Linked DNA regions of Homo sapiens: region 1 is linked to region 2. A link is an interaction called in ENCODE POLR2A ChIA-PET data of the cell type or tissue named here. Cell type or tissue: GM12878. All regions are shown on one strand. Links, peaks and the distances in the headings refer to the core of each region. The heading gives the core; the rest is flanking DNA.

Region 1 (5,383 bases), core at 268-5,267, 260 kb after region 2:
CTGGGAAGATACTGTTGATCCCAGTGGATGGCAGCCACTGGCTGAGCATGCTTGGGGCCATCCAGCAGCTGCAGCAGAGGGGACATGAAATAGTTGTCCTAGCACCTGACGCCTCGTTGTACATCAGAGACGGAGCATTTTACACCTTGAAGACGTACCCTGTGCCATTCCAAAGGGAGGATGTGAAAGAGTCTTTTGTTAGTCTCGGGCATAATGTTTTTGAGAATGATTCTTTCCTGCAGCGTGTGATCAAAACATACAAGAAAATAAAAAAGGACTCTGCTATGCTTTTGTCTGGCTGTTCCCACTTACTGCACAACAAGGAGCTCATGGCCTCCCTGGCAGAAAGCAGCTTTGATGTCATGCTGACGGACCCTTTCCTTCCTTGCAGCCCCATCGTGGCCCAGTACCTGTCTCTGCCCACTGTATTCTTCTTGCATGCACTGCCATGCAGCCTGGAATTTGAGGCTACCCAGTGCCCCAACCCATTCTCCTACGTGCCCAGGCCTCTCTCCTCTCATTCAGATCACATGACCTTCCTGCAGCGGGTGAAGAACATGCTCATTGCCTTTTCACAGAACTTTCTGTGCGACGTGGTTTATTCCCCGTATGCAACCCTTGCCTCAGAATTCCTTCAGAGAGAGGTGACTGTCCAGGACCTATTGAGCTCTGCATCTGTCTGGCTGTTTAGAAGTGACTTTGTGAAGGATTACCCTAGGCCCATCATGCCCAATATGGTTTTTGTTGGTGGAATCAACTGCCTTCACCAAAATCCACTATCCCAGGTGTGTATTGGAGTGGGACTTTTACATGCGTATATTCTTTCAGATGTATTACTTTGGATCGATTAACTAGCCCCAGATATATGCTGAGCAAGCATTCTGAGATAATTTAAAATGCCCTCTTTTGTTAATTTTTGACTCCTAGGTTTGAGTCTGTCTTTGGCATCATCTTCTGGATGATTTCTTGGTATCTGAGATTTCGGGAAAGCATTCCTTGGACATTTTACTCTGTGTGCTCCAGTGGATAGTAATCAATTAGAAACAACAAGCTGTTAAATGCCATAGGCACAGAATGCTGGGTTTGGGGCACCCTGCAGAAAACTCAGTTGAAGCCTGCACCTTGCCCTGGATTCAGTCAGGCAGGCAATGTTCAGGACTGATGAAATCATTCTTTGATGATGATAGATCCTGGAAATGAAAGTTGCCTTTGTGACCCTGGTTAAAGCTCCAGTTTCTAAATATTCTGATAAGAAGCTAAATCCTGCAGTCCGTTCTCTTCTAATGAGTGAATCACCAGACAGTCAGGTTCTGACATGATACAGAAAGGTTGTAGGTTTCATTCTCAAGCTATTAGGTTTATTTTTCCCCTACAGAGTTTGAAGTATGCAAAAAGTAGCATTCACATCCTCATCGAAATCTCAGCAGAGGATAGAAAAGAACAGGAGAGGCTCCTTCAGATGGAGCGTTAGGGAATTACTCTTTGAGGAGGTGACATTTCAGAGAGCGTTCATTCACTTATCCTGCAAAGATTGGCTGAGGATCTACTGGCAGCCCAGGCACTTCCCAGGTGCTGCGTCTGGCTCCCATTAAGGGGACTGATATCACCTTCGGAGGTGACCTTATTTCCACTATACCTCCAATGTGATTTGTATTTTATTTTTTTTAATTTTCTGTGCATTTTCCTTCATAGCACATCAAATATGGCAGCCATTTCACTTAGATAGTTGTTGATTGTCCGCTTCACATCATGAGCCATGTGGGGACCTGTGTGACTTTGCATTAATCACATCCACTGTATGCGGCGTCCTCAACACCTGCCAATGGGTCTGCATGTATTTGGCGCCCCATAAATCTCAGCACCTAAGGCACAGAATAGGCACCCACCGAATATGTGTTACATTAATGAATGAGAAGAAAGGTGCCAACCGAGGTCTAGTTAATGGGTCGAGAGTAATCCACAATAGCTCTTTTTAGTTCTTTGTACTCCAGCTATTACATACCAATATGTATATAGAAACATATGTAAAATTTTTTGGTTGCTTTTTCTACAAAATAGAGTAACAGTGTATTCCCACTGCCCACTTACCGATAATGTCATGGATATCACTCCAGTTTTAAATGCTATTACTTTTTAAACTATGAAATAGTATTTCATGGTACTTGTGTACCACAGTGTATTCTGCTGGAGATCTAGTCTAGTTCCCCACAGAGGAACATTACAATTTGTATTCCAGGAGTTTTGTTGTTGTGACCTCAAACACTTCCTTTAAAAAGATAAGCTATTTTGTAGTTTAAAAAACATTTGTTCTGTTTCTTTCTCATTCATCTTTTCTTAAGTATTTTACACGGTTTTTTTTTTTTGGTCACTACTGTGAATGTGTTATTTTTTTGCATTTCTATCTCTAGCTGATTATCTACTCATTACTCAGCTATCTCATCAAAATATTGATTTTCATAATAAAAAATAATAGGCAGTCATTTGCTGATAAAGAAATTTTGGTTTCTTCTCTTATAAATTCCATGCCAAATATCAGGGCTATTGAATTTATTAGAATCTCTAAAAACAGTTGAATAATTCTGGCAATAGGAAAGATGCCCGTCTTGCTGCTATTTTAGTGGAAATTGATTATCATTTCATTATTTTGCATTATGTTAGCCATTGTTTTCTGAACAGGCTTTATTGATTTAGATAATTTCCTTCTTTGCGTGAGGATGTTTGTAGGAGAGGCACCGAACTTTATCAGCTGCCTTTCTGGCATTTATTGATATAACCATAAAAGTCTAAGTGGTGAACTGTGTTGACTACATATTTGTTGTTGCCTTGTTTGGTGCAGTCAGGCTTAGGTGTGAAAATATGTTTTTAAATTGTACCTTTTAGTAACCTGTTTTGTCTTGTTGCATGTTTTAATCTGAAATTCCACTTTTTGGATATTAATATTACCACTTCTGTATTATTTTTGTTTACATTTCCCTAGCACATCTTTAGTACTCCTTTGTCTTCAAGCTTTCTTCCTTTTTAAACAACATGGCACTGGTATTTTTAATCCAGTCAGGCAGTTGCTTTAATAAGTGCATTTTGCCTATTTGAATCTAACAATTAATAGATTTGATTGTAACTCTCTCAGTTTACTTTATGTTTAGTTGACTTTGCCATTCTCCTTTTTCCGGATTTCTACTGGTTGGTCAAGTTACTGTTCTTATTTTCTCTTTCTTCCTTTGTTAACTAAAAATGCCACTCTGCACTACCATTCCTCTTGTGTTGATGGTCCTATTCTCAATACTCTTGATAAAACTCCTGAACTTTAAGAATAAAGATAAAACTTTTATTGCACAAAGAAGTCCATAGAGAAAGCACAACCTGGCATTGGCGTGTCTTTGGTGTGTCTGAAGGAAAAGAGATAGTGGAACAACATTGGGAGAAAAGGAATGAAACTCAAGAATTCCAAGATGTTCCTCCCCTGCCAGGGTAAGATAGCAGTGGTTCACAGACAATCGCAATGCTGGGTCTGAGAAAAATAACTAAACAGAAGATTAGTGAGGACCAAGGCTTCGAGATGGCCAGGAGAGGAAAGCTTGGGAGCAGGGAAGGTTGAGATATATGTGGGTTACTGGGAATGCGTGATGGTGAAGTCACAGATGACCCACATGGTGTCTAAGTGCTAAAGAAGAATTCTGGGAAAATGAAATGCATTTGGGAAGGGAAAATCTAATTAAAAGCCTAAACTAAAAATACAAAATTCTTGGTAAAGTTTAGGAGTTATGTTAAATGTCTCATTTTGGCTGGTGAAGTCTCATCAGAACAGGGAAATTCTCTCATTCAGGGGCATCTCATCTTTTCTTTGAAGGGAATCAATGGTGGGGGATTGGAGTGTTATTTTCAGTTAATATGTTGCTTCACTCTTTGGTCATTCCGGTAACTGTGAAGTCAGGGTGAAGTTTAAGGGAAGCTTTGCCAAGTAGGGGATGGACTTCACCTTTATTGAGCCTCATAGTAGCTGGCTCAGGTAGGAGTTGGCCGTGATGACAACTTCTCTGCAGTTTGCCCTGCGTGAATCTCCAGATGAACTTTTGTGCCATTTAAACTTTCGTGATCTCCTGCTATTTAACTTCGAATGTTTATGGACCTGTGGGTTCAATTTTGTGTGAATCACATCCTGCTGATTGCTGAGTGGGCGTGTGGGAGGGTGTGCCTGGAGGAGAACTTAGACTCGGCCTTTTCCAGATGAGCTTCAGTGTAAGAGTGGGTTTCATGAAGAGCAAAGGTCCTAGGAAATTTAAGTAAGCCATTTACCAACGCTCAGAAGAAAGAACTTGAAGAGCACTTGGAAATGAGCTGTGTCTCCCCAAGAAAGAGGGAGAGAAAGAGGGGAGAGATGTGGTGCAGACCCTAGGGAGGAAGGAGTTCAGAAAAACCATCCTCAGGGTGTTCTTGCTACAAACCAAAAAATGCAGCATGGTGGTGGGGAGGATGACTCTGTCCTCCCTGACTTTTAGATGAGCCCAAGGGAAAAGGCAAAGACAAAGCCCTTAAGAGCCAGAGGACTCACGAGGGCCTGGGGCTGGTGAGAGTGGCGGGGAGAGAGGGCTCACCTTGGGAGAAGGATGGTCAGTGTCTGGGGCTTTCCTGGTCATGTTCCAAATCAGGCTTGGCAGGAGTCCTGCTGTGCAAATTGCGTTTGCTGAGCCCTGTCAGAGGTCTCCTGTGTCTCACATCTAGGGTGACCAGCATCCTGGCTTCCTCAGGACTGTTCAGGTTTTAGCACTGAACATCACATGTCCTAGGGAACCCCTCAGTTTGGGCAAGCCCTGCCACATCACACAATCATATTAGTGCCCTCAGTATTCTTTGCAAACATAAAACCATAGACTCAGTAATCCCATTACTGGGTATATACCCAAAGAAATATAAATTATTCTACTATAAAGACACATGCACATATTTGTTTATTGCAGCACTATTCACAATAACAAAGTCATGGAACCAACCCAGATGCCCATCAATGGTAGATTGGATAAAGAAAATGTGGTACATATACACCATGGAATACTATGCAGCCATAACAAGGAATGAGATCATATTCTTTGCAAGGACATGGATGAAGCTGGAAGCCATCATCCTCCACAAACTAACACAGGAACAGAAAATCAAACACCGCATGTTCTCACTCATAAGTGGGAGTTGAACAGTGAGAATGCGTAGACGCAGGGAGGGGAACAACACACACCAGGGCTTGTGGCGGGGTGAGGGGTGAGGGGAGGAACTTAGAGGATAGGTCAATAGGTGCAGCAAACCACCATGGCATATGTATCCCAGAACTTCAAGTAAATAATAATAATAATAATTAATAATAATAATAATAATAAATAAACCCATAAAGCCA
Region 2 (5,383 bases), core at 252-5,251:
AAAGTTAAAAAGGCCAGTAAAAAACTGGGAAAATACCTGCAGAAAATAGTAAAATGATCCTCAAATACCCATCACCCAGTCCCAATTACAGGTTGAGTATCCCTTATTTGAAATACTTAGGACTGGAAGTGTTGGATTTAAAAAAAATTTTTGGAATATCTGCATTATACTTACCAGCTAAGTAACCTCAATCCAAAAATCTAAATATGAAATGCTCCAATGAATATTTTCTTTGAGTGTCATGTCAAAGGGTCAAAAAGTGCTCAAAAAGTTTTGGATTTTGCAATCTGGCAGTGGCCCTGCCTCCCCAGAGAGAGCGCTGCACAGCTGCCTGACCCACACATGTTTGCACCCAGCCCAATAGCAAGTGTGGCAGTATCCCCCTCCCCAGAGAGACCAACACACAGCTATGCTCAGGTTGTGCTTGGTAGCAGCACAAACCAGCATCCTTTCCTCCACCAAACCATGTCACCTCTGTCACAAACACCCGTAACCTAGGAAATTGAGGCAACTGCACACATCATTAATGAGGATTACAGCTGAAGAACTGGCATAGGGATCATGCTACTGAGCCCACCAAGAACCAAAGCCAACAACACATCATTTCCAACAGACACCCTAGAATCCATCTATAGGAAAAAGCTCCTCCCTACAATAGCTACTCCATAAAATTGGAAAAAGTAAGTGTTCAAGTAAATGTGAAGATATCAACATAAGAAGACAAGAAATATGAAGGGCCAAGGAAAGATGATATTCTGAAAGGAACACAGTAAGTCTCCAGTAACAAACCCCGAAGAAAAGTATATTTATGAAATGCCTGAAGAGAAATTCAAAACAATGATCTTAAGGAAACTCATAAACAAGAGAATACAGACAATCCAAAATTCAACAAAATCAGAAAAATTCATTCATAATCTGAATCAGAAATTCATCAGAGAAAGAATTTCTGAACTTGAAGACAGGTCTTTTGAAATAACCCAGTCAGAAGAATAAAAAGAATTAACAATTTAAAAAGAATGAAGAAAGCCTACAGGACCAACAAGACACCATTAAATGAACAAGTTTTCTCATTGTAGAAGTGCCAGGGGGAGAATAAATGACAAAAGACACAGCGTATCTATTTAATTAAATAATAGGTGAAAAATTCCCAAGTCCAGGAGAGATATGGACATCCAGATCCAGAAAGCTCACAGGTTCCCCAATTAGATTCAACACAAAAAGATCCTCTTTGGGCACTTTATAATAAGACTCTCAAAAGTTAAAGACAAAAAGAGAATTCTGAAAGCTACAAGATAAAAGCATTAAGTCACATATAAGGAAATCCCCAGTAGACTATCAGTGGATTTCTTAGCAGAAACCTTGCAGGCCAGAAGAAAATGGGGGTAATATAGGAAAGAAAAAAACACTGTCAGCCAAGAATATCATATCCAGCAAAGCTATCCTTCAGAAATAAAGGCGAGATATAAATCTCAGATAAGCAAAAAGCTAAAGGAATTTATCACCACTAGACCAATCTTACAAGAAAATACTTAAGGGAGCACTACAACTGGAAACAAAAGGATGATAATTACTATCATGAAAACACATGAAAGTATAAAACTCACAAGTATAGGTAAATTCATAATCATACTTGGAATACCCCAGTGTCGCAATGGTGCTATATAAATTTATCAATCCTCTTCCATGAAGGTTTAAAGTCAAAATAGCCAAAAACAACAACAGTTACTATTAGTGGCTAAGGACACAATAAAGATGTAAATTAAGGCAACAAAAATATAAATTGTAGAGGGAAGGGAAAAAATTCTAGACTATTTTTATATGACCAAAGGTGAGTTGGATACAGCTTAAAATAGTCTATTATAAGTACAAGACTCTCTATCTTAGTGCAACAGTAACCACAAAGAAAGACATGACAGAAAATACACAAATAAGAAAAAGAAACAAAGCTTAGCACCATAGACAACCATCAAACCACAGAAGTAAACAACCAGAAAGGAAGAAAAAGATCTACAAAACAACCAGAAAACGATTAACAAAATGGCAGGAGTAAGTTCTTACTTATCAATAATAACCTTGATTAAATTCTTCAATTAAAAGATATAAAAGTGACTGAATGGGTTAAAAAAAAGAAGACCCAACTATATGTTGCCTAAAAAAGACTCACCTCACTGTTAAAGACAAACATAGACTGAAAGTGAAGGGATGGAAAAAGATAGTCCATGCAAATAGAAACCAAAAGTGAGCAAGAGTAGCCACATTTATGTCAGGTAAAATAGACTTTAACTCAAAAACTGTAAAAGGTCATTATAATTGATAATGGTCATTGTAGAAGAAGGTCATTATATAATAACTTGTTATATAATCACTATATATCATTATTATGTCATTTATAATGATATAAAGGGATTCAATGAGAGGATATAACAATTGTAAATATATATGCAAACACCACCAGAACACCCAAATATATAAAGCTAATATTATTAGACCTCTAGGGGAACAAGACTGCAATACAATAATAGTAGGGACTTCAACACCTCACTTTCAATAATGGAAAGATCATCGAGACAGAAAATCAACAAAGAAACATTAAACTTAAACTTCACCATAGACCAAACGGAGCTAACAGATATTTATAGAACAGTCCATCAACAACTGCAGGATACACATTCTTGTCAACTGCACAGAGAATATTATCCATGATAGAGCATACATTAGACCACAAAACAAGTCTTAATACATTTAACAAGACAGAGATCATATCAAGTATTTTTTCTAACCACGATAAAACTAGAAATCAAAAAGAAAAACTTTGAAAACCTTACAAATACATGGAAATTAAACACGCTTCCAAAGAACCAATAAGTCAATGAAGAAAGTAAGAGGGAAATTTTAAAATGCCTTGAGACTAAAATAGAAACATATTATACCAAAACCCATGGGATACAGCAAAAACAGTTCTAAGAGGGAAGTTCACAGCAATAGATGCCTAGATCAAAAATGAAGAAAGATTTCTACTAAACAACCTAACCATGAACCTCAAGGAACTAGAAACATAAGGACAAACTAAACCCAAAAGAAGCAGAAGGGAATAATAAAGCTCAGAGCAGAAATAAACAAAATAGGAACTAACAAAACAATTCAAAAGAGAAACAAAATTAAAAACTGGTTCTTTTAATAGATAAAATTGGCAAACCTTTAGCTAGACTAAGAAAAAAAGAGTGAAGACTCAAATAAAGTCAGAGATGAAAATCAGACATTACAATTGATACCACAGACATACAAAGGATCATAAGAGACTATTATGAACAACTACTTGCCAATAAATTTAAAAACATAGAAGAAATGGATAAATTCCTGGACATATACAATATACTAAGATTAAATGATGAAGAAATAGAAAATCTGAACAGGCCAACAAGTGAGAAAATGCTTTCAGTAATAAAGTCTTTCATCAAAGAAAAGCTGAGGACCTAATGGCTTCACTGCTGAATTCTACCAAACATTTAAAGAATATCAATTCTCCTCAAACTACTCCAGAAAATTGAAAAGTTGTGAATATTTCCAAACTCATTTTATGAGGCCAGCATTATCCTGATTCCAAGACCAGATGTAGATTCAACAACAAAAAAAGAAAACTATAGGCCAATATCCCTGATGAACATAGATGAAAAACTGTCAACAAGGTATTAGCAAACTGAATTTAACAAGCACGTTAAAAAGACCATTCATAATTATCAAGTGGTATTCATCCCAAGGATGAAAAAATTCATAAGGAACCACAAAAAAACCCAAATAGTCAAAGCAATTGTGAGCAAAAAGAACAGAGCTGGAGGCACCATACTGCCTTACTTCAAAATATACTACAAAGCAAAAGTAACCAAAACAGCAGGGTACTGGCAAAAAGTCTGACACATAGGCCAAAGCACCAGAATAAAGAGCCCAGAAATAAATTCACAAACTTAACAGCCAACTAATTTTTGATAGATGTGCCAAGAACACACATTGGGAAAATGATAGTCTCTTCAACAAATGGTTCTGGGAAAATTGGATCTCCACATGCAGAATAATGAGACTAGATTCCCTAACTCTCACTAAATACAAAAATCAACTCAAAATGGTTTAAATGCTTAAATGTAAAACCCAAAACAATGAAACTACTAAAGGAAAACATAGGGGGAACACTATGACACTGGATTAGGCAAGAATTTTTAAAATAAGCTTTGGTTGCCTCAAAAGCACAGGCAACAAAAGAACATAGACAAATGGGATTATAGCAAACTAAAAAGCTTTTGTACAGCAAAAGAAACAACAGAGTAAAGAGACAACCTACAGAATGGGAGAAAATGTTTGCAAAGTATAAATCTAACAAAGGGAGCTGGGCGGGGTTGCTCACGCCTGTAATACCAGCACTTTGGGAGGCCGAGATGGGCAGATCACTTGAGTTCAGTAGTTCAAGACCAGCCTGGGCAACATGGTGAGACACTGCCTCTACCGAAAATACAAAAAAAAAAAAAAAAAAAAAATAGCTGGGCATAGTAGCATATACCTGCGATCCCAGCTACTTCGGAGGCTGAGATGGAAGGATCACTTGAGCCCTGGGGGTGGAGGTTGCAGTGAGCTGAGATCACCCCACTGCATGCCAGCCTGGGTGACAGAGAAAGACTGTCTTAAAAAAAAAATCTAACAAAGAGTTAATATCCGGAATATATTATATAAGGAACTTAAACAATTCAACAGCAAAAAAAAAGTACCTGATATAAAAATTGGCAAAAGACTTTAGTAAACATTTCTCAAAAGACATACAAATGGCCAACAGGTACGCACACAAAAAATGCTCAACATCACAAATCATAAAGGAAATGTAAATCAAAACCACAATGAAGTACCATCTCACTCCAGTTAGAATGGCTACTATTAAAAAAACAAGAGAAAACATGTATTTACAAGAATGTGGTGAAAAGGGAACATTTATGCACTGTCGGTGAGACTGTAAATTAGTACGGCCATTATAGAAAACAGTACAGATGTTCCTCACAAAAATAAACATAGAACTATCATGTGATTCACCAATCCCATTACTGGGTATGTGTCCAAAGGGTATGAAATCAGTGTGTCAAAGAGATATCTGCACTCCCATGTTTAATGGAGCATTATTTACAATCGCCAAGATATCAAATCAACCTAAGCATCCAACAGTGGATGAATAGGTAAGGAAAATGTGGTATATATACACAACAGGGTACTATTCAGCCATAAAAAAGAATAAAATCCTGTTATTTGTGACAACATGGATGAACCTGGAAGACATCATGTTAAGTGAACGAAGCCAGGCACAGAAAGGCTGATCGGTAATATGACCTCACTCATATGTGGAATCTTA

What was found. Peaks named below come from ENCODE experiments on the same cell type or tissue, not always from the same donor. Only the 100,000 strongest peaks of a DNase experiment are listed, where the experiment ranks them.
Region 1: POLR2A ChIA-PET joins it to region 2 with 9 read pairs; 2 of 35 experiments call an interaction of 5 or more read pairs at or near these places.

Annotation. Positions count from the first base shown.
Region 1 is chr2:233,760,367-233,765,749 of GRCh38, forward strand. All of the region lies in intron 1 of UGT1A8 (UDP glucuronosyltransferase family 1 member A8), which reads left to right. The region is part of intron 1 of UGT1A10 (UDP glucuronosyltransferase family 1 member A10); the gene reads left to right. The region is part of intron 1 of UGT1A9 (UDP glucuronosyltransferase family 1 member A9); the gene reads left to right. All of the region lies in intron 1 of UGT1A7 (UDP glucuronosyltransferase family 1 member A7), which reads left to right. It also overlaps UGT1A6, UGT1A5, UGT1A4, UGT1A3, UGT1A1 and UGT1A. Among named protein-coding and RNA genes, the nearest start is that of UGT1A1, 2.8 kb to the left of the region's middle. In GM12878, for the core only: no CTCF peak of the experiment used is centred there; no DNase peak of the experiment used is centred there.
Region 2 is chr2:233,502,237-233,507,619 of GRCh38, forward strand. All of the region lies in intron 21 of USP40 (ubiquitin specific peptidase 40), which reads right to left. Among named protein-coding and RNA genes, the nearest start is that of USP40, 62 kb to the right of the region's middle. In GM12878, for the core only: no CTCF peak of the experiment used is centred there; no DNase peak of the experiment used is centred there; H3K27ac peaks cover 743 bases.